Linked DNA regions of Homo sapiens: region 1 is linked to region 2. A link is a loop called in an ENCODE intact Hi-C map of the cell type or tissue named here. Cell type or tissue: Caco-2. All regions are shown on one strand. Each heading gives the region's core, and the rest is flanking DNA. Links, peaks and the distances in the headings are about the cores only.

Region 1 (11,690 bases), core at 1,192-9,191, 110 kb before region 2:
CCTTGTCTTGTTCACATTCTTAATGGGAATGCTTCCAGCTTTTGTATGTTCTAATGTTGGCTGTGGGTTTGTCATAGATATCTCTTATTATTTTGAGGTATGTTGCTTTGGTGTCTAGTTTGCTCAGGGTTTTTAATCACAAAAGGATGCTGGATTTTATCAAAAGCTTTTTCTGCATCTAATGAAATGATCATATGGTTTTTATTTTTAATTCTGTTTATGTGACAAATCACATTTATTGATTTCTGTATGTTGAACCAGTCCTGCATCACAAGAATAATGCCTACTAGATCATGATGAGTTTCCTTTATCATGGTGAATTAACTTTTGATATGCTACTGGATTTGGTTTGCTAGCATTTTGTTAAAGATTTTTGCATTTTTTTTCATCAGGGGAATTGACCAGCAGTTTTGTTGTTGTTGTTGTGTCTTTGCCAGGTTTTGGTATCAGAATGATGCTGGCTTTGTAGAATTATGTAGGGAGGAGTCACTCCTCCCCTATTTTTGGAATAGGTTTAGTAGGATTTATACCAGCTTTTCTTTGTACATCTCATAGAATCCGGCTGTGAATCCATCTGCTCCAAAGCTCTTTTTGGTTAGTAAGTTTTTTACTACTGATTCAGTTTCAGAGTTCAGTATTCATCTGTTCAGGGTTTTGATTTCTTCCTGGACTTAGTCTTGGGAGCTTGTGTGTTTCCAGGAATTTATCTATTTCCTCTAGATTTTCTAGTTTGTGTGCAGAGAGATGTTCATAATTGTCTCTGAGGATCTTTTGTATTTATGTGAGATCAGTTCTAATGTCACCTTTGTCATTTCTAACTGCACTTATTTGGATCTTTTCTCTTTTTTTGTTAATCTAGCTAGTGATCTATCAATCTTGTTGATTTTTTTCAAAGAACCAGCTTTTCATTTTGTTGATCCTTTGTATGGATTTTTGGATCTCAATTTCATTCAATTCTTCTCTGATTTTATTTATTTCTTTTCTCCTGCTAGCTTTGGGGTTAGTTTGATCTTGTGCTTTTAGTTCCTATAGGTGTAATGTTAGATTGTTAATTTGAGATTGTTTAACTTTTTGGTATAGGTGCTTAGCACTATAAACACTGTGTTAGCTGTAGCCCAGAAATTTTGATATGTGTGTCTCTGTTTTCATTTATTTAAGATAATTTTTAAATCCTGCCTTTATTTTGTTGTTTACCCAAATGTCTTTCAGGAGCAAGTTGTTTAATTTTCATGTAATGTTGTGGTTTTAGATGATGTTCTTGGTATTGATTTGTATTCTTATTCCACTATGGTCCAAAAGTATGGTTTGTATGGTTTTGACTTTTCTGAATTTATTGAGACATGTTTTATGACTGAGCATGTAGTCAGTCTTAGATTATGATCTGTGTGCAGTTGAGAAGAATTGATATTCTATGGTTGATGGGTGGAGTGTTCTGTAAATGTCTATTAGGTTCAATTGGACAAAAGTCAAATGTAAGCCCAGAATTTCTTTGTTGGTTTTCTGCCTTGGTCTCTCTAACACTGTCAGTGGCATGTGGAAGTACCCTACTGCTATTATGTTGCTGTTTAAGACTTTTTGTAGGTCTAGAAGTACCTGTTTTATGAATCTGTGTGTTCCAATGCTGGGTGTGTATATAAGATAGTTAAGTCATATGTTGGATTGAACCCTGTATTATTTTTTTAGTGCCCTTCTTTGTCCTTTTTTTACTGTTGTTGGTTTAAAGTCTATTTTATCTGATATATAAATAAAGACCCTTACTCTTTTTTGTTTTTAGTTTGTGTGATAGATGTTTCTCCAATCCCTTGCCTTGAGTCTATGGTGTTCTTACTGTGAGGTGGGTCTTTTGAAATAGTAGATAGATGAGTTTTTTTTTTAAATCCAACTTGCCCCTCTTCCCCTTTAAGTAGGTCATTAAAACCATTTAAATTCAAGATTAATATTGATATGGGAGGTTCTGATTCTATCATAAAGTTGTCAGATTGTGTTTTGTAGTTTCTATTGTGTAGATGCTTTAAAGTGTCTGTGGGCTAGGTACTTAGGTATAGTTTTATGGGAGCAGATATTGCTCATCTCCATGTTTAGAACTCCCTTAAAGAACACTTGTAAGGCTGGTCTAGTGGCAATGAATTCCCTTAGTGATTGCTTGTCTGAGAAAGACTTTATTTCTCCTTCACTTATGAAGCTTAGTTTGGCAGGGTGTGAAATTCTTGATTAGAATTTCTTTTCTTTAAGAATGCTGAAACTAGGCCCCCAGTCTCTTCTGGCTTTTATGGTTTCTGCTGAGAAGTCCACTGTTAGCCTGATGGGGTTACCTTTGTAGGTAATCAGGCATTATTTCTAGTTGCCTTTATCTAGTATCTTATTGATGATAAAATTGTATTTGTTCTTGGCCATATGGGGATGTTATTCTAATAACTACTAAATCCTGACTCCAAAATGTACCTCTGTATTTTAGAATATGTCATTTGAAATAGAAATGTTAGATTTCTATCTTGTTACCAATAGGAACTATGTGACTCTGGCACTGATCTGTCATTTATTTACTTCTGACTTGAAATTTCCTTACAAAAATTTCCATAAGTAGAAAATTTAAGTAGGTATGTTGATAGATATTTTTCCTCCCTTGAATAACATAGTTTTATAATAGTAGACAACATGCTGGGATAGCGGGTTTCAGGGACTGATTGTTCAAAATTAACGCTCAAAAGAACACTTGTTAGAAACAACAACAACAAAAAGTTTATGTGGTAAAGTAATCTGCTGAAATTTTTAGGCCATATGTCAAAGATGAGAATTTTACCAGAGAATTTATATTGTTTATGGAACTGAGAATTTAGGATAACAACTTTTATATTATGTTCATTTATTAATAGACTATCCATAAAATTTCCTGCGATTAAACATGCCTTTTTAAAACAAATTTTATTTAACTGTATTTTTAAGATTTTAATAAACTTTTTCCCATTTGTCTCTGATATAAGCATTTACATACAATCATGCTTATTATCTACTTTTAAGTTTGTTTTCCACACCAGAGCTTTCAAGTATTTTTATAAAATAGTTGACAATGTTTTTTATTTAAAACTCTTTTTAAAAGTACTGCATCTACAGTATGTGCTTGAATTTTTAATAATGATGCTATAAAGAAAATAGCTCATGTAAAATTTGTTATATTTTAATTTTAATTTCTAGAGAAACTTTTCCTATAAAATTTGTTTGACTAACCTATATGAATTTATTCAATTTAGACCAATATAACACTTAATTGAGAGCTAGCTGAATTTTATATGTTTTTTTCTTAAATATTTCCCAGGTACTTATTTGTTTAGACAGAATTTTAAGGTATTCATTGAGTGTCGGCTGTATGATAGGCATCAGAGATAGCATGGTAAGCAAATTGGCACAACCCTTCCTTTCTTTGAGTTTACAGTCTAGTGATGATAGAGATGTAAACTGAATTAATCAGAAAACAATTTAATTACAAACTAGTACGAGTGTGTGAGTTCAAAGAACATGAAATAATAAAAAATGACAATATGATACATCGAAAATATTCTATGAATAAAGTAAAATTTTTGATCAAGGCTAACTGATATGTAGAAACTTAGGAATTATTGTAGCTTTAGTAAGACTTCAATTTCTGGCTGTAATGGATCAACTTAGAAAATAAGCCCTTTTGTGAATAATAACTGGAAAAACAAAATACCGAAACAAAATCTGCAAAATACAGCCAAAAGAAACAAAACAAAAACAATTTTTTTTTAAGTATCAGGGAACTACTAAGGCAGCCAGAATTTAGGGCACCATGATCTTGAAGAAATGAGTAAATGCACTAAGGTAAAGCTGACATTTAGTGTCACTTCCCTCTGTAAATTATTTGCTGATTTATAAATGGCATAATACCTACAGATTGAGAACCCAAACAAAGTTTTCTGAAGCCAAAAATTCTAGGAAAACAAAAACTGGATATCAGGGCTCTCCAGGAAGGATGGATTCTTATATGCAGGATTTCAGAAGAAAACACTGAAATACTAAACCCTAAGAGTAAGATTTAAAAGAACCAGACAAAATTCCAAAATCCAGTCCCCTTCATCTGAGAGTGGATTAGGGTGTAAGGTGATTTGCCCTTAATCAAATTCTTCATCAAAAGCAAAATTAAATCCTCTATGGAAAATTTAGCATCATATAGAATATCTACAGTTTCCATTTAGAATTTATAGCATTCAATTAAAAATTATCAGGAAATAAGAGCAAGAGGAAACAGGCACACAGGTGATTCATCTATCAGATGTATCAGACACTGTCTCTGAATTTACTGTGATTAGTATGTTTTTTTAAAAGGTGACAAAATACAGAAATTTACCACAGATCAGGCATACAGAAATACAATAGAACGGAAATTCTAAATAATATAAAAATTGTAACTAAGATTGCAGTAAGCTTGGCATGGTGACATGGGCCTATAGTCCCAGCTACTTGGGAGGTTGAGGTGGGAGGATTACTTGAGCCCAGAAGTTCAAGACCAGCCTGGGCAATATAGCAAAAACTCATTTCAAAAAATAAAAAAGATTACAGCAAATGGGTTTAATAACAGATTAGATGCAGCAGTTGAGAGGTTTATTAAACTGGAAGATAGCATAAAATACTGATATTAAACCATGGAAATAAAATGAGTAAAAAATACAGAAATCCAGCATAGAACAAAAAGCTACAAAACATACAACCCAAATATATAAAGAATTTCTACAACCCTATATAAATAAGAGAGAATTTAATAGAAAATTGGACAAAAAGCAGCTGAGAAGCAATATACCTATTTTCATGTTTTAGAAAGTAAGGACTTTCTGAGCAAAGAAAACAGCAACTTACTCTAACGAGCAGAGCTTGAAAGTCAGAAGATGACAGAATGAATGAGAACACTAGAGAGATTTAACTGCCTGGAGGCATGTATTTACATTTTAAGGTAAGAGAAAACCTGGAGCCATGGAAACAATACTTGCCTTATCTCTCCTCCCACCCCATATAAACATTTACTTACATTCCAAAAGATAAAATCCCTCCTACAGTCCTCTTCTTTACTGAAAGAGACTTTGTTCACATCAGAAAGATTAGATTCCTCTCATTTCTCGGAGTGGTGTTGGGGGTTGGTGGCATCTGGACAGCATACATAAAAACTCCTAGGTTCCTAATTTCAGTGTTCCTCCACGTAACATTAGAAAACTTCTTTTGTTGCCCAAGCAGGTCTACTTATCTGGCTCTCATGCATTGCCCCACATGGGGGAAAGAACACAACATGGAGTAGTAATGCAGTTATTCCTGTACATAATAATAATGTGGTCTTGTCCAGAAAATTTATATTTACTTTCAGAATAATATGGCAAATACAAATATTAAAAGTTTCAAAAATCTACCTAAAGACATCTATCAATAAGAGGGGATGTCCAAATGGCAAAGAAACACATGAAAATGTTCTCAACCCCATTAACCATAGGGAGATACAACTTAAAACTGCAACTAGAGATCACTGTATAGCCACCAACATGACTAAAATGAAAGACTGATGATACTAAGTACAATGGTGAGGTTGTGGAAAAACTGAAACTCTCAAAAACTGTTGTCAGATGTGAATTAGAATGACCATTTTGGAAAGTTATTTGGCAGTGCCTAATAAAGTTAAATATAGATGGCTGGACATAGTGGCTTACGCTTGTAATTCCAGCACTTTGGGAGGCGGAGGCAGGCGGATCACCTGAGGTCAGGAGTTTGAGACCAGCCTGGACAACACGGTGAACCCCCATCTCTACTTAAAAAAAAAAAATTAGCCTAGTGTGGTGGCGTGCACCTGTAATCCCAGCTATTTGGGTGACTGAAGCAGGAGAATTGCTTGAACCCGGGAGGTGGAGGGTGCAGTGAGCCGAGATCCCTCCACTGCACTCCAGACTTGGCAACAGAGTGAGATTCCATCTTTAAAAAATTAAATTAAATTATAAAAACATAGAAATTGTTCATAATGCTAGGTATATTCTCCACATAAGCATATATAAATATACATTCACAAATGGTCATCGTGGGATTGTTTTAATTTCCAAAATAGTGCTAATGTCTAAAATCATAAACAGTAATACCTCCATATATTCAACAAAATGCCAATAAATATGCTAAAAAATACATAAATAAAACAATCATTGGCAAATTATTTATTTATAATTGTTCCCAATTGGAAATAACCTAAATATCCCTAAAAAATACATTAGATAAATACTGGTGTAGTCATATCATGGAAAACTAGCAATGAAGTAAATGGGCTACTACTATAGAGAATTATGTGGTTGTATCTCAAAAACATAATGTCGATCAAAAGAAGATGGAAGCAAAATGATACGTATTATATAATACAATTCTATATATGCCTTTGATAAATTGGCAAACTTAATCTATGGTGAAAGAAGTCAGAATAGGGATTAACTTTTAAAAGAGGAATAGTTACTGGTAATGTACACAAAGATGTTTCTAATCGTCTATTTAATGCCTGTTTGTACTGTTGTGTTTATTTTGCAAAAATTTATACAGCACATATAATTTCTGTACTTCATATATGTTAATTACACTTCATTTTTCAAAACAGTTTATTCAAAGTTGGTATAATTTGGGATATCAAAATCTTACATTTTATGTAAAAATAGTTTAATAAAATGTTAAGTTCATATTATTTTACCTCATTTTTATTGAAAGAAAGATGAAACTTCCAATTTTCTGATCTTTAAAAGGTTTTAGCACATAAAATATAAAATATTAAAACTTTTATATTTCAAAAATGAAATGCTTCCCTTGAAATATTTTTAAAATTAATTTGTAGCTAGTTTATACCAATTTGATCTTCAACTTATAGGTTGTGGAGAAGATTAAGGATTTATCCACTGTTTTCTAGAGGCAGAGAAGTAGTCAGAATGGCAAGCAGCTTTTCAGAATACAAATTCTAGGCTCTATTTTTACTCCATCTTTAGAGTTTTGCTAAAACTGTTTTTTTGCACATTCTTCTCTTAAGAATACTAATTCACAGCAGAAATTACATGTTTATGTAGGATGTTAAATTCAACTGTCAAAAGATGTGTGTCTTAGTCCCTTTTGACTGCTATAACAGAAATACCATAGACTGTGATTCTTAAAAAACACTTATTTCTCATAGATCTGGAAGCAAAGAAGTCCAAGATTAAGGTGCTAGCAGATTTGGTGTCTGGTGAGGGCCTGTTTCTTGGTTCACAGAGGGCACCTTTTTGGTGCTCACTTGGCACAAGGGACAAGGGAGTTTTCTGGGATCTCTTGTATAAGGGCACTAATCCCATCAAAGATTAGCTAATAAGGTCTCTACTATCATTATCTAACCACCTCTGAAAGGCCGCATCTCCAGATACTAACACAATAGGATTTAGCTTTCGACCTATAAATTTGGTGGGGGTGGTGGAGGGTCACACATTCATTTGATAGCAGTTGGCTTCAAGGTTTATAACTGGACAACCTAAATGAGTACCATGTATATGATAGATGCTTTTTTGTGTTTTTTTCAATTGACCTTCCCCAAATCTCTGTGCTAGTAAGGAATAAAACCAGAATTGTAACCCAGTCTGTCCCACTGTGAAGCCATATAACTCTCACTGTGTTACATCAAAACCAATTTAATTTTCATTATGGAATTCGTCAGCTCCAAATATGAAAATCTTCATCTACAGGCTGTTATAATAGTGTGTTTCATTCTATTATAGGTGGTAGATCTTATTTGTCTGTATTAAAACATATAGAAGAAATAGCCCCTACTCAGGCTGCGTGTGGTGGCTCACGCCTGTAATCCCAGCACTTTGGGAGGCTGAGGCAGGTGGATCACCTGAGGTCAGCAGTTTGAGACCAGCCTGGCCAACATGGCGAAACCCCGTCTCTACTAAAATTACAAAAATTAGCTGGGCATGGTGGCGGGTGCCTGGAATCCCAGCTACTCGGGAGGCTGAGGCAGGAGAATTGCTTGAACCCAGGAGGCAGAGGCTGCAGTGAGCCAAGATCACGCCATTGCACTCCAGCCTGGGTGACAGGAGTGAAACTTCATCTCAAAAAAAGAAGAAAGAGAAAGAGAAAGAAAGGAAAAGAAAAGAGCCCCTACTCCTACAGGTAGTGATATGTTGCATAGTGTTTGGAAAAAATATCAGTGAAAATATGCTAGAAAACACACTCTCAGTCATGTAGAAATGCCAGCCAAAAAACAAAAAAAGCATTTACCATCACTTTTCCTAAGTAATGTATGCATGTTAACCTATATATATGAGCATGCTGATCTATATATCAGCATAGATCGGCATAAAGGAGAGTGAATAACATGAACATTCCCTGCTTGAGGCACTTTAGGTAGTTTTTTTTTTATAATATATATATTTCTTCCTAAATCCATTAGAGAGTAACTCATTTCAACAAGGGCAAGGTTGTGATTGGTTTTCATAAAGATAAGGTAGGGTTTATAATTAAATTTCACCAGGGACCTACCATCCTGCCTCAGGGAAAAAAATAAAAAGGCTGACAATCCTGCCCTAAGAATATAGTAAAGGGTCAAAACACAAATTCCTTCTTGCTAGAATGGTAACTGGAGATTCCTTATTGGGACTTGGTTGATGACTTTTTTTTTCTTCCCCAAACATTCCCAGTTTCTTTACAATATCAGCTCCTATCCCCAAGGTCTTTTGAGTCACTGAAATTTCTGACATTAAGACAAAAACCTGATAACAGAGCAAGTGGTAATGGTGCCTATTGCTTAGATTTTTCCTTTAATGGGAGAAAAAAAGGCAAATTCCTTTGACTATATTCTGCCTTCAAGTCTGCAGATCTTCTACTTTAATGTAAATTTAAAAAAGGAAAAATCAAACTATTATCTGACCCAGCAAGGAATGGCATCCCTAAATTTGGCAGACTCTTAATCTCCCAGGAAGCATAATAGTATAGCAAGGATGGGAGGCAGCATCTTCAGATTGCTCTCAAATCAGGAAATAACTCAAAGAAATGGAAGGCAAAAGAAGACACAGAGCACTCTGTAGAGTCAGAACAGTAAGACCTAACACAAGAGGAGCCATTCCTCTGATTACTGAGTGTTAGAAACTGAACTGTGTCCCCCTAAAAGATACGTCAAAGTCCTAACCCCCAGGACCTGTAAATATCAGGTTATTTGAAAATAGAGTCTTCACAGATGTAATCAAGTTAAGATGAGATTATAATCAGTTAGGGTGGGCCCTAATTCAATACTATCGGGTATCTCTTTAAGAAAAAGAGAAGAGGCCAGGCACAGTGGCTCATGTCTATAATCCCAGTGCTTTGGGAGGGCTATGCAGGAGGATCACCTGAGGCCAGGAGTTAAAGACAAGCCTAGGCAACATAACAAGACTCCCTTCTCTACAAAAATAAAAAATAAAAGAAAAAGAGAAGAGACACAGACATAGAGAGAGAAGATAGCCAATGTGATAACAGAGGTAGAAATAAGAGTGATATAGCCAAGGAACACAAAAAACTGATGACCGTCACCAGAAGCTACAAGGAAACAAGTAAGGATTCTATCCATAGGCAGAGGAAGCACATGCCTGCTCACACCTTAATGGTTGGCTTCTGTCCTGCAGAACTGTGAGATAATAAATTTCTGTTTCCAAGCCTCCCAGTTTGTGATCTTTGGTTAGGGAAACCATAGAAAAACAACATACCAAGTAACCCAGGATGTTGGCACAGGAAGGCGTCATGCAGGGGGTAAGCTATACCAGTATAGTACATGAAGCACACTTCAATTACTTCATCAGTTAAAATGAGGAAAAATTTTTGTGTAGCAATAGGACTTCGTAAGAAACAAAGACTCTTAGAGTGTAGATGGAAAAGAACATGGGAATATGTAGGAAAAAACATAATCCAGAGTGGAAACACTTTCCTGCACCAACTAAGGGCTTCCATAAATTTCTTAGACTGGTGTAGAAAAACTAGAAATTAATATCAAACTCTTATTTTCTTACATCACTTATAATTTGCTTCAAATAGACACACTTTAGTTATTTGTATGTAAAATATACATTTGTCTCATTCCAGCATATACATTTAGTCACTACCCAGAAAAAAATTATATGTAAAAGTACATAATATTTTAAGGAATAGAAACTTTCCAGATATTAAAAAATTCAGTGACTGCACAAATTAGGTAGCCAACTTGTCTACTGCCAAGAGTCAATAGTCCACAATATGGGTTAACTTATGTAAATAGCAGATTGTTGGGGAGGCTTCTTGGCAGTGTTGATTTTGTTTGCATTTCAATATCCATATTTCACCATAGATTAGTTCTGATTCCAGAAAAATTAAGTCCAGATTCACGTGTGCAAAATGTATAAAGCTAATCCGTAGAGTTGAATGAGCTAGAGTTCTGTGTGTTACTGTGAATATACAGGGAAAAAAAAGGCTCAGCAAATATGGAGAATTTAAAGAAATCTTCACATCTTTAAAATTTCATATTTTTTCCCACTTAAATATGACATTTAATAATAAAAATGACATACTACTCATATATTCAACAGCATAATCAGTTCTACACCACTTAAAAATAGGTTGTGAGTAGGTGTGGCCACTAATCTATCATCAAATATCAGTTGCAAAGAAAGAAATGAAGAGATATTTGCCCTTTTCCCTTTATGATTTATATTTGGCATAAAAGAATTGTTGAATTTCTTAGGAAGTTATGATAATTGATGCTAAATAAACACATGGATTGCAAAATCATTCCAAATGTCAAATAAAACATGGTTTAACAATTTTCATAGAAACAAGACCATTTTATATCATCTATTTTGCTAAGTTTAATCTTTTTTTTTTTAATTTGAAAGTAAGGAGTATCTTTAATGAAAAATGTTCCAATATATAATATATATTAAACATTGTAAAGACTCAATATACTGCTGTAATTATAATAATAGTATTGAGATTAATATATAAAATGTATCAGATATGTCTATAAATATAAAGTTATATGGCTATATATATCTATATGTTTCTCTATATACAGATATATATATCAATGTAAATAGATAAATAAATAAATAGATGTAAAATATATCTTGGAGTACATATAAACACCTTGAAGAATGCTTTTATGAAAGAGATCTATCCATGTAGCATATGTGCTATATAAATATATTAATTAATTGATCAATTTTGAACAACAGTTTTTTTATTGTAGTCACGGGTTTAATAGGTAAATGTGCCAGCCCCCTTTAAAGTTAATACTGGTGTGCCTAAATATGTCAAATTTTATCGTTGATAATGTTTCTGTCTATTTCTTGCTTCCCTAATCTATTTGGATCATAAGCAAATAGTAATCAAACAACTGTTGAGTTCCCCTAAGGACTTAGCAATATACTAGGTATTTGAACACTGAAAACTGTAAAGAATATGCTTAGTTACTGTTGAGTTGAAATGCTGAGAGGTTCATTAGGCAGAATGAGTAACTCATCCATCAGAGACATCCATGGTAAATGATTTCTCTGACAGTTCATATGTTGAATATGAGAGCACTCATGAGAACATATACACTGGATGATGGCATGCTAACTTTTCTATTATTCCAAAAGTCTGTTCTTCAATAAAGGCCTGTAATTCTATCTTAAATTACCTGTCACGCTGTACATAGCATA
Region 2 (11,690 bases), core at 1,151-9,150:
TTCTTTTTAGTTAATTTTTAAAACACTTTGGATTATCCATAAGACACTGAAATAACAGAAAATGTACATTTAAGATTACTTCCAAGATAGAAATGAATACTTAAAAATAAATTCCAATTCATAATATTATTAATTATTTTAGTGACACTGTGTTTTATAGCCTTAAAATTTTAAAACTGTCTTGTTAGAAGTGAGAGGGCTTGCATGATTAAACAGATATCAATATAAACATGACATTTTGTGAATACACAATAATGTTTATAAAGACATGCATAACCCCAATGCAAACTGAGCCCTAATCTGTGAGCACTATCTACTAAATAACATCAGCCTATTTGTTGTTTTCCACAATAACACAAATCATGTCTGTTTTGTTTTATTTTGTGTTATTTTTGAGGAATCAGGAGTTCACAATACATAGTTGGTAGTGTTTCCTATGTATACAAAATACTTACTAGACCTTATCTTCTCCCTAGTCTTTCCTGTGTCCTGACATCTAACTGCTCCGTCGTCATCCCCACTACCCCAGAGGAAACTCTATAAAACCACTTTGGTTCCTATTTCCTATTTTCAAGATTCCATAGGCACCTGAAATTTTTAAAGCCATCACACACTCTCTTGGTTCCAGCAAAAAACCAAACCAAACCAAAACAAACAAAAAAAAAACATGGTTGTTACTTACAGAGTTGATTTTTCTTACAAAGGAGTTTGAGGATTATCAATAACCTATATTTTATAATAGATTTAAATCCTATTAAAATTTTTATAAGATCTTTTTTTCCTAGTTTCTTAACGTATTTTTGTTGTTTAGAGAAGGTGCCGATTCTTTAGACATTTAAAACACACCTAAATAATTATCATTACAATCCGAGTTAGTCCCCTGAGACAAATTCTGTGTCAGGTAAATGTTAATTCTTGCCTCAAAATCAAAAGCTACAATAAAATAAGAATTTAAGTAAAAGAGTGATCCTAAATTGACTACACTGCTAACCTGAGAATATGTTTTTAAATGTGAAATAAGGATTCTTGGCTTAGATATAACTTATCATGAGGAAAATTCTAATAATATTCTGTAACAGAAAGTTCAAAAAATCAGCAAAACCTAAGAGGTGTTTGAAGGAAGGAAGAGGAGAGGTGATGGAAAAGTGCAGCTATTCTATTCTGAGATTCTTTCTCACTGGGGGTGGGGAGGGCAAGGACAGAGTGGGGAAGCTATCTGGAATTAGAGTGTCCTGGTGAGGGAAATTGTTTTAGTGCAGTAGCTCATGTTGGAACTCTGGTTATGTGGTTATATGACCTTTTTTTTTTTTAATACAGCTCTTTGGGACCTAATGAACTATCTATCTATTTTTTACTGTACATTGACTAGTAATTGCCAAACATCCCTGTGGGTAAAAATATTTGGTTTTTACTCTAACCATGATAACTATTTTATTAATAACTTTTTTATTTTCTCTGACAATTAAATATTGCTGCTGGCCTCTGTTGCCCCAGCATCTCAACAGCCGCAGTAAAATGAAAGAGGCTTGTTTGAGGGCTGAGTTTCCTACTTGCATTCAAGGCCCTCGGAGGACCATCCTTTCAGAATTTTTCAAGTTAGTGAGTACCGTTTTTACAGATGTATGGATTTCCCACTTACTTCGGGAAGAGGCTATCCCACAGGTATTCTCAAATTCATGGATAGGGACAAGTAGACAGATTACACAAAGTCTTCCACTCCAACATTCCTTTCTCTGTCTTTTGAGTCCTCTCTTTACATAATAACACATAATGCTCAGAATTGTGAGCATCTCAACTTCATTTAATTTAGAACACCATTGAGAATGTGTCACTTTACAAGGACAGCAGAAATTAGAACCATTTGTAGCTACTCAAAATTACTTACTGAATCCAGAGACTCTGGCAAGTGTACAGGTAGTAGAAAATTTAGACCAATCTATAGTCCTGATTCTTTCTTCCTGGTTCTGAATTCATTGTATTCATTCTCATGTATATTTCCAAGGTCAGGGCAGATATAAATAAAAACATGCTTGTAATTCTATTTGACATATAAGTCTTGTTCAAGGTTTCATCATGTAATTGGCCCCCAGGAGCTAAAGGAAATGAGGACTAGAAAAAAAATGGCATATGAGAATTGACTTTTCCTTGTAAGATATCTGCCTTAGGGAAAGTCATTATAGGGATTCAAAGGCAAAACAGCCTCACAAAATAGAAGAGGAGAGGCCTAAGGGATTTGGGAATTATTTGAGTCATCTACTTTCTCACTTGGCCAGATTCCAAACTTATGCCCCAGTTTTTCACAGAAAAAAACCCTAATTTTTATATAGAGACCTCATGAAATTCTGGATTCAACTACCACAGATCAGCAACACACAGGTTCCTACAATGGATTCAATTTTTAGTTGCATTATCTCTACAATTACAAGATGTAAAAAGCTATTTTAAGCCAGTCTGACCATTTTGAAAACACAAAGTTCAAACTCTGAGCTCATTTATTTTAAGCTCCTCAGCACTATTTGGAGCATTTGTTCAATTCAGTGGTTCATATGTATATCTTGTCTTCTTCACAATGGTCTGTGTTACTAGCTATTCAGTAAGCCAAAACCATGGTTTTCATAAGCAAGGTAAAAATTTACTGAATGCCTACTGCAGTCAAAGACTACTATGTTCCCATGCCCTGGTATAAATTGGATCCTTACGGCTTCCAATCCAAACCATTTCAGAAAAATCAATCCCCATTTCACATATTCTTCAGAGTTGTCTGCAGCCTGTGTTGTGACCAAGCATACTGCACAGTTTGGGGTGTGTGAGCAACAACATCCTTTCTGGCTAGTTTAAACAGGAAACAGATTTATTAAGAATGAGTCGTAGTTTGGCTATCTCTGGAAAAGAGAGAGCCAGAGCACAAAGCCTACCTACCAGGAATCATGTTAACCACTGAGAAGTCTTTTTAACAGAAAACTACACTGCCACTGCTTCTAAGCATCTATGAAATTCAGAATTGTCAGAAGCACTTCCCCTGCCAGAACTGACAAAACCGAGCCATTGCATTTCTAAGATCAGTTTCCCTGCAAGGAGGCATTACTTCATATTAACCACTTCTAAATTTTTTTCTTATAAAGGTGCTTCTGATTGCTAGACTCCAAGTTACCTTTTTGGTTACAGCTGCAAGGGAAGCTGAGAAAGAATCTACTTAAATAGAATTAAGCCTGTTCTCTGAAAAATACAGTAAAAAATCATTGTAATTAGAAAAATCAATAAAAACATGTTAATTAAATATAAGGAGATGGACAGAGACATATTCTTGATATTATACTTTAATTTTAATTCAGCTATAATAAAATTAGAATTTCATCTGATATAAAACAAGTTTCAAATTGATTGCAATAAAAGTCAAGTTCAATATGAAAAGAAAATGAAAGACTTTGTAGAAACATTGAAAAGGAAAATATGTAATGTTTTAGTTTTTTTAATTGCAGATGTCATGATAGTATACCAAGAAAACTCAAAAGATACAAGTAAAAATTACAATTAACAATAAAATGTGTTGAAGTATACAAGGATACAAGCCAATTTTGTATAAAGTAAAGACTTTAGTTCATTTCTAGTAGCAAAAGAAGTATAAGATATATAGGATATATAGGTATAAGTTTAATAAGAAATATAAACTATAGAATAATATATGTAATATTATAGAGAATTAAAAATAAGATGTAAACAATGACAATAAATCTCTATTCTCAGAAGGGTTATTTTCATATAATAGAAATATTAGTTATGACTAAGAAATGTTTAAGCTTGTGATAATTCCAACAGATACATAAAAAGGGAGAAAATAGGGGATTGCTTTGCTATGTATCATACAAAACTATAGAGCCACTCTAATAAAATTGATTTAGTTATTGCATAGGAATAAATATGTAGATTAATGAAATAGAGGGATCACAAATAGAAAAGAAAATGTGAGAATCGAATAAATAATAGAGGCAATATTTCAGCTGAATGGCAAAGAATGCATGATTTATTCAATAAATTCTTGTGGTGATATTCTGGAAGAAAAAAGTTTGGTAAACCATTGCATGCAAAATACTGAGTTAAGTTGCAAATAGATTATAGATTGAAAACATGTTAATAAAAATATCCTAGAATTGACTTTGGAAGACTGCATGAAATCAAAAGATGGTAGAACTTTTCAACCGAATTAAGAAACTGAAAGTTATAAAATTAATTTTATAAGTAAACAATTCAAGGAAAATAGTTTATGTGTTTGAGGTAATTTAAGCTTATTTTTATTTGAAATAAATGAAATGATTTGGCAGAAAGAATCACAGTAATGGTACACAAAAGAGAAAAATATACTTAAACACACCCACCCAAAGAAGGGCATGCCTTTGGAACACATTAGTAAGTAAACAGGTAGAGATTTCTTTCTGCTAGATAAAAGTATAAAAGAAGAGTGAAGATAAGACAACATTATGTGTGATTAGGAAATGTTAGAGTAGAGGTAGTTACATGACTACTGCTTGACTTTCTGCCTTCTTCCCTTAAAGTACAACCTAAAGTAAATGTTTTGCTCATTGTCTAGTGACTAAGATATTGGAGATATTGATTGGCAACTATGATTCTTTAACTGTGGCCTTAACCTTTGACTGCCTACTTGAACACTTGCAGGGTCAACAATAGACTGATACTTTAGAATTAATACTTCTTATCACTGAACTCGCATAACAATGCCAGTGATAAAAACAAATCATGTCATCATTCAAATTTCTTGTAATATCTGATGAATATCCATTTCAAATATAGGTAAGGATTCATGGTAGAGTAAAAAATAACCTTTCAGTGTGCACTGTATATTGAAATTCTATCAGTCATTGAGGTATAAATGTATATTTCATAATAGAGCAGTAAAATGTTGCAATAATTAATTATTGGAGTAGAAGGTTTATTCAAAGGGATAATAACAGAGAACTTCCCAAACCCAGAGGAAGAAACCAATATCAAAGTACACAAAGGTTATACAACACCAAGCATGTTTACCCCAAAGAAGACAAACTCAAGCCATTTAATAATTAAACTCCCAAAGGTCAAGGGTAAAGAAAGAATTCTTTACTTATTTGCCATTAAAAGTAATGGCAAAAACTGCAATTACTTTTTCACCAACCTAAAGCAGCACAAGAAAAGAAGGAAATAACACATGATAGAGCTCAAATACATCTGGTAGACCTTTCAGTGGAAACCTTACAGGCCAGGAGAAAGTGGTGTGACATATTTAAAGTGCTAAAGAAAAAAAATTTACCCTAGAATAGTATATCCAATGAAAATATCCTTCAAACATGAAGGAGAAATAGAGAATTTTCCAGTGAACAAAAGCTGAGGGATTTTATCAGTATCAGTCCTGTCCTACAAGAAATACTAAAGGAAATACTTCAATCCGAAAGAAAAGAACATTAATAAGCAATAAATAATCACCCAAAGGTACAAAACTCACTGGTAATGGTAAGTACACAGAAAGAAACAGAATATTATAATACTGTAAATTTGGTGTGTAAACTACTATCATCCCAAATAGAAAGACTAAACAATAAACCAATAAAAAATAATAAGTACAAGAAATGTTCATGATAGTATAATAAGATATAAATAGAAACAACAAAAAGTTAAAAAGCAGTGGCACCGAGTTATGGCATAGAGTTTTTATTGGCTTTCTTTTTGCTTGTTTATTTATGCAAATAGTGTTAAGCTGTTATTATGGTAAAATAATGTGTTATAAGATAGCACTTGCAAGCCTCATAGTAATCTCAAACCAAACAACATTAAATGGATAAGCACACACACAAAGCAAGGACCTAGGTCATGTCACCAGAGAAAATCGCCTTCACTTGAGCAAGACGGGAAGGAAAGAAATAAAAGAAGACCACAAAACAAGAAAACAAATAACAAAATGATAGGAGTAAGTTCTTACTAACCAATAATAACATGGAAAGTAAATACACTAAACTCTCCAATCAAGACACACTGGTTGAATGGATGATAAAATGAGACCCATTGATCTGTTGCCTACAAGGAACATGCTACACCTTTAAAGACACACATAAACTGAAAATAAAGGGATGGAAAAAGATATTCCATGCCAATGGAAACCAAAAAAGAGCAGGAATCACTATACTTACATCAGACAAAACAGATTTTAAGACAAAAACTGTAAGAAGAAACAAAGGTCACTATATAATGATAAAGGAGTCAATTCAGCAAGAGGATTTAACAATTTTAAATAAATACGCACACAACACTGGAGCACCCAGATTTATAAAGCAAATATTATTGGAGCTAAGGAGAGAGATAGGCCCCAAGACAATAGTAGCTGGAGACTTCAACCCTTTACTTTCAGCATTGAGCAGATCTTCCAGACAGAAAATCAACAAAGAAACATCAGACTTAATCTGCACTGTAGACCAAATGTATCAAATAGATATTTATAGGACATTTCATCCAAGAGCTGCAGAATACACATTTTTTTTCTCAGACCATGGATTATTCTCAAGGACAGACCATATATTAGGTCACAAAACAAGACTTACAACATTCAAAAAAAATATTATCAAGCATATTTTCTAACCACAATGAAATAAAACTAGAAATCAGTAACAACAGGAACTTTGGAAACTATATAAATAATGCAAATGAAACAACATGCTCCTGAATGACCTGTGGGTCAATGAAGAAATTAATAAAATTTAAAAATTTCTTGAAACAAATTATAATGGAAATACAACATCCCAAAACCTATGAGATATGGCAAAAGCATTATTAAGAAAGAAGTTTATAGCTGTAGTGCCTATATCAAAATAGAGGAAATATTTCAAATAAGCAATCTAATGATGCATCTTAAAGAATTAGAAAAGCAAGAGCAAATCAAACCCAAAATTAGTAGAAGAAAAGAAATGCTAAAGATCAGAGCAGAAATAAATGAAATTGAAATGAAAAAAATACAAAAGATCAGTGAAACAAAAGGTTGTTTTCAGAAGTTAAACAAAATTGACTAAATTTTACCTAGAATAACTAAGAAAAAAAAAACAAAATCAGAAATGAAAAAGGAGATGCCACAAGTGATACTTCAGAAATTCAAAGGATCATTAGCAGCTACCATGACAACTATGTGCCAATAAGTTGGAAAATCTAGAGGAAATGGACAAATTCCTCAACACATACAACTTACCAAGATCGAACCAGGAAGAAATCCAAAACCTGAACAGACCAATATTAAGTAATGAGATGGACGCTGTAATAAAAAGTCTCCCAGTAAAGAAAAGCCTGGGACCTGATGGTTTCACTGCTGAATTTTACCAAATATTTAAAGAACTAATACCAATCCTACTCAAACTACTCTGAAAAATAGAGCAGGAGGGAATACTTCCAAACTCATTGTATGAGGCCAGTATTACCCTGACACCAAAACCAGACAAAGACACATCAAAAAAGGAAAACTCCAGGCCAATATCGCTGATGAATATTGATACAAAAATCCTGAAGAAAATATTAGCAAATTGAATTCAACAAATACATTAAAAAGATCATTCTTCATGACCAGTGGGATTTATCCATAGGATGCAAGGTGGTTCACCATATGCAAATCAATTAATATGATATATGATATCAATAGAATAAAGGATACAAAGCATATAATTATATTTCAATTGATGCTGAAAAAGCATAAAATTCAACATCTCTTCATGACAAAAACCCTTAAAAAACTGGGGATAGAAAGAACATACCTCAACATAAAGGCCACATACGACAGATCCACAGGTAGTATCATACTGAATGGGGAAAAACTGAAACCCTTTCCTCTGAGATTTGGAAAACAGGAAGGATGCCCACTGTCATCACTGTTATTCAGCATAGTACTGGAAGTCCTAGCTAGAGGAATCAGACAAGAAAAAGATATAAAGGGCATCTAAATTGAAGAGGAAGAAATCAAATGATCCTTGTTTGAAAACAATATGATCTTATATTAGGAAAAGCCTTAAGACTTCATAAGAAAACAATTAGAACTGATCAACAAACTCAGGAAAGTTGCAGGATACAAAATCAACATAAAAAATCAGTAGCATTTCAATATGCCAATAGTGAACAATCTGATAAAGAAATAAAATAAGAAATCCCATTTACAATAGCCACACAAAAAATTAAATACCTAGGAATTAACCAAATAAGTGCAAGATTTCCATAATGAAAACTATAAGATACTGATGAAAGAAATTGAAGAGGACACCAAAAAATGGAAAAATATTCCATGTTCATGGACTGGAAGAATCAATATTGATAAATATCCATACTGCCCAAAGCAATCTACAGATTCAATGCAATCCCTATCAAGATACCAACAAAATTCTTCAGAGACATAGAAACAGCAATCCTAAAATTTATATGGAACCACAAAAGACCTAGAATAACCAAAGCTATCTTAAGCAAAAAGAACAAATTACTTGGAAGTAATTTGGAAGAATCAAATTACTTGAAAGTAATTTGGAAGAATCAAATTACTTGACTTCAATTATACTACTGAGCTACAGTAGTATAATTGACTTCAATTATACTACTTAACTTGACTTCAATACTTGACTTCAATTCTACTACTGAGCTACAGTAACCAAAATAGTATGGTACTGGCATAAAAAAAGACACATAGACCAATGTAACAGAATAGAGAATCCAGAAACAAATCCACACATCTGCAGCAAACTCATTTTTTACAAAGGTGCCAAGAACATACACTGGGGAAAAGACAGTCTCTTCTATAAATGGTGCTGGAAAAATTGAATATCCATATGAAGAATGAAACTAGACCCCTATTTCTTGCCACATACAGAAATCAACTCAAAATTTATTAAAAACTTAAATCTGAGACCTCCAACCATAAAAGTACTACAAGAAAACATTGTGGAAAATCTCCAGGCCATCGGTCTGGGCAAATATTTCTTGAGCAATACCCCATTAGACAGACAACCAAAGCAAAAATGGATGAATGGGATCACTTCAAGTTAAAAAACTTCTGTACAGCAAAAGATACAATCAACAAAGTAAGAGACAACCCACAGAAGGGGATAAAATATTTGCAAACTACCCATGTGACCAGGGATTAATAACCAGATAATATAAGGAGCTCAAACAACTCTACAGGAAAACATCTAATAATCTGATCAAACAAGGGGCAAAAGATTTGAATAGACATATCTCAGAAGTAGACACACAAAGGGCAAATGGGCATATTGAAAAGGTACTCAACATCACTGATCATCAGAGAAATGCAGATCAAAACTACAATGAGATATCATCTCACCCCAGTTAAAATGGTTTATATCCAAAAGGCAGGCAATAACAAATGCTGGCAAGGATGTGGAGAAAAGGAAAGCCTTATACACTGTTGTTTGGGAATATAACTGATTACCACCACTATGGAGAAGAGTTTGGAGGTTCCTCAAAAAAACGAAAATTGAGCTACCATAGGATCCAGCAATCCCACTGCTGAGTATATACCTGAAAGAAAGGAAATCAGTATATTGAAGAGATAACTGCATTCCTATGTTTGTTGCAGCACTGTTTACAATAGCTAAGATTTGGAGGCAACTTTAATGTCTATCAACAGATGAGTGAATCAAGAAAATGTAGTACATATACACAATGGTGTACTATTCAGTCCCTGAAAAGAATGAGATGCACTCATTTGCAACAATGCGGATGGAACTGGATATCATTATGTTAAGTGAAATAAGCCAGGCACAGAAAGACAAACATTGCATGTTTTCACTTATTTGTGGAGTCTAAAAATCAAAACAATAAAACTCATGGACATAGATAGTAGAAAGAGGGTTGCCAGAGACTGGGAAGGTTAGTGGAGGGCTGGAACAGAGGTAGGGATGCTTAATGGATAGAAAAAAATAGAAAGAATGAATAAAACCTATACTATTTGGTAGCACGACATGGTGACTATAGTCAATAATAACTTAATTTACTTTTTAAAATAAAGAGTATAATTGTATTTTTTGTAACTCAAAGAGCAAATGCTTGAGGGGATGGATACCCTGCATTCTCCATGATGGGTTTATTTCACATTGCATGCCTGCCTCAAAACACCTCATGAACTCCATATATACCTACTATATACCCACAAAATTAAAAAATAAAAAGCAACGACAAAACAAAAAACATTGACAAGTTAGGTGAATGAATGGTGGATAAAAACTGTTACCTGCATTTTCTTTTCAAAATTCCTCCTATTTCTGGGAAGGAGAATTAGGAGAGAGAAGTAAGAGTTGTCACGAATATGAATAGGAACTTGTACAGAGAAGAAATTTCAAAGGCTATTCCAGGGAGGTTAGAATATATTTTTAAATATTGATAAAAGGATGTTAACCAACTTGAAACAACAAATACAGCTAGCCATCCTTAGCTGGTATTTTCATGTATGCACTGTTCATGAATATGTAATAAGCAGATAATCAAAAAATGATTTTGTTGATAAAATAATCTGCTTGTCTGTGTTAGGTTATATATGCACGTGTAAAAAAGGTATAAAGGTCACACTATAGATTTTCTAGGCAGGTTTAAAACAACTGTATTTTTGGTAAAGTTTATAAAAAGTGGGTACGTTTCAGTTGCTTTAAGAATTTTCTGCTGGACTTGGTGGCTCATGCCTGTAATCCTAGCACTTTGGAAGGCTGAGGCGGGTGGATTGCCTGAGCTCAGGAGTTCAAGACCACCCTGGGCAGCATGGTGAAACCCCGTCTCTCCCAAAAATGCAAAAATCAGCCAGGTGTGGTGGCAAGCACCTGTAATCCCAGCTACTCGGGAGGCTGAGGCTTGAACCCGGGAGGAGAAGACTGCAGTGAGCCGAGATCACACCACTGCACTCCAGCCTCAAAATAGAGCGAGACTCTATCTCCAAAAAGAAAAAGAAAAAATGGAATTTTCACTAGAGGTACTGTGTGTCTATGTTTCCTGTGTTGATTAAAACATGTCTGTATTTCCAGTGCTGATTAAAACAAATAGCACATTTCTTTCTGCATCCATTTTCCTTTACTTTCATTTCTACTTTAGATGCATAGTGTGAGTATGTGTATTGCATTTTTTACTAGTAACCATAGAGGGCTGCTCTATGTTTTCAAGATGGCACCTTGTTGCTGCATCCTCCAGAGGGGAGAAATACATGGTGAAAGTGACAGAAGGGCAAAGAGAAGGGAATGAATGTTGTGTTCCCTTCATTAAGGCAGAAGAGAAGCAGAGAGCAAACCCACTCTCAAGTCCTTTTATAAGGGCCCTAATCTCATATAGAAGGGCTCTGCCATCTTGACTTAATAGCATCCTAAAGGCCCAACCCCATAATACTATCACATTGGTGATTAAGTTTCAACATATACATATTAAGTTTTATAATTAACATCATTCCTTTTTTTATAACTCATATTTTAGTTTAATTCTATATTTCTAGATATCCTAGGGTTATATTTAGAATTAAAAATGAATATGCTCCACCTTCCTACCAATGAATGGGGATGAACTGTGCATTTCATATTCTCAAGATTTTTAAACTTCATTTACAATTTGCATCATTCTGGTGAGATATCTGATAATCCTATACATTACCATATACATTGTGCGTATGTGTTAAGAAGTAGGCAAGAGTTTAT

The links. Peaks named below come from ENCODE experiments on the same cell type or tissue, not always from the same donor. Only the 100,000 strongest peaks of a DNase experiment are listed, where the experiment ranks them.
Region 1: it touches region 2 in a loop (7-fold over the local background); 1 of 110 quality-filtered maps calls a loop at or near these places.

Annotation. Positions count from the first base shown.
Region 1 is chr13:58,445,759-58,457,448 of GRCh38, reverse strand. No RefSeq gene overlaps it. Among named protein-coding and RNA genes, the nearest start is that of LINC00374, 220 kb to the right of the region's middle. In Caco-2, for the core only: no CTCF peak of the experiment used is centred there; a DNase peak (open chromatin) is centred at 5,148.
Region 2 is chr13:58,334,430-58,346,119 of GRCh38, reverse strand. No RefSeq gene overlaps it. Among named protein-coding and RNA genes, the nearest start is that of LINC00374, 110 kb to the right of the region's middle. In Caco-2, for the core only: no CTCF peak of the experiment used is centred there; no DNase peak of the experiment used is centred there.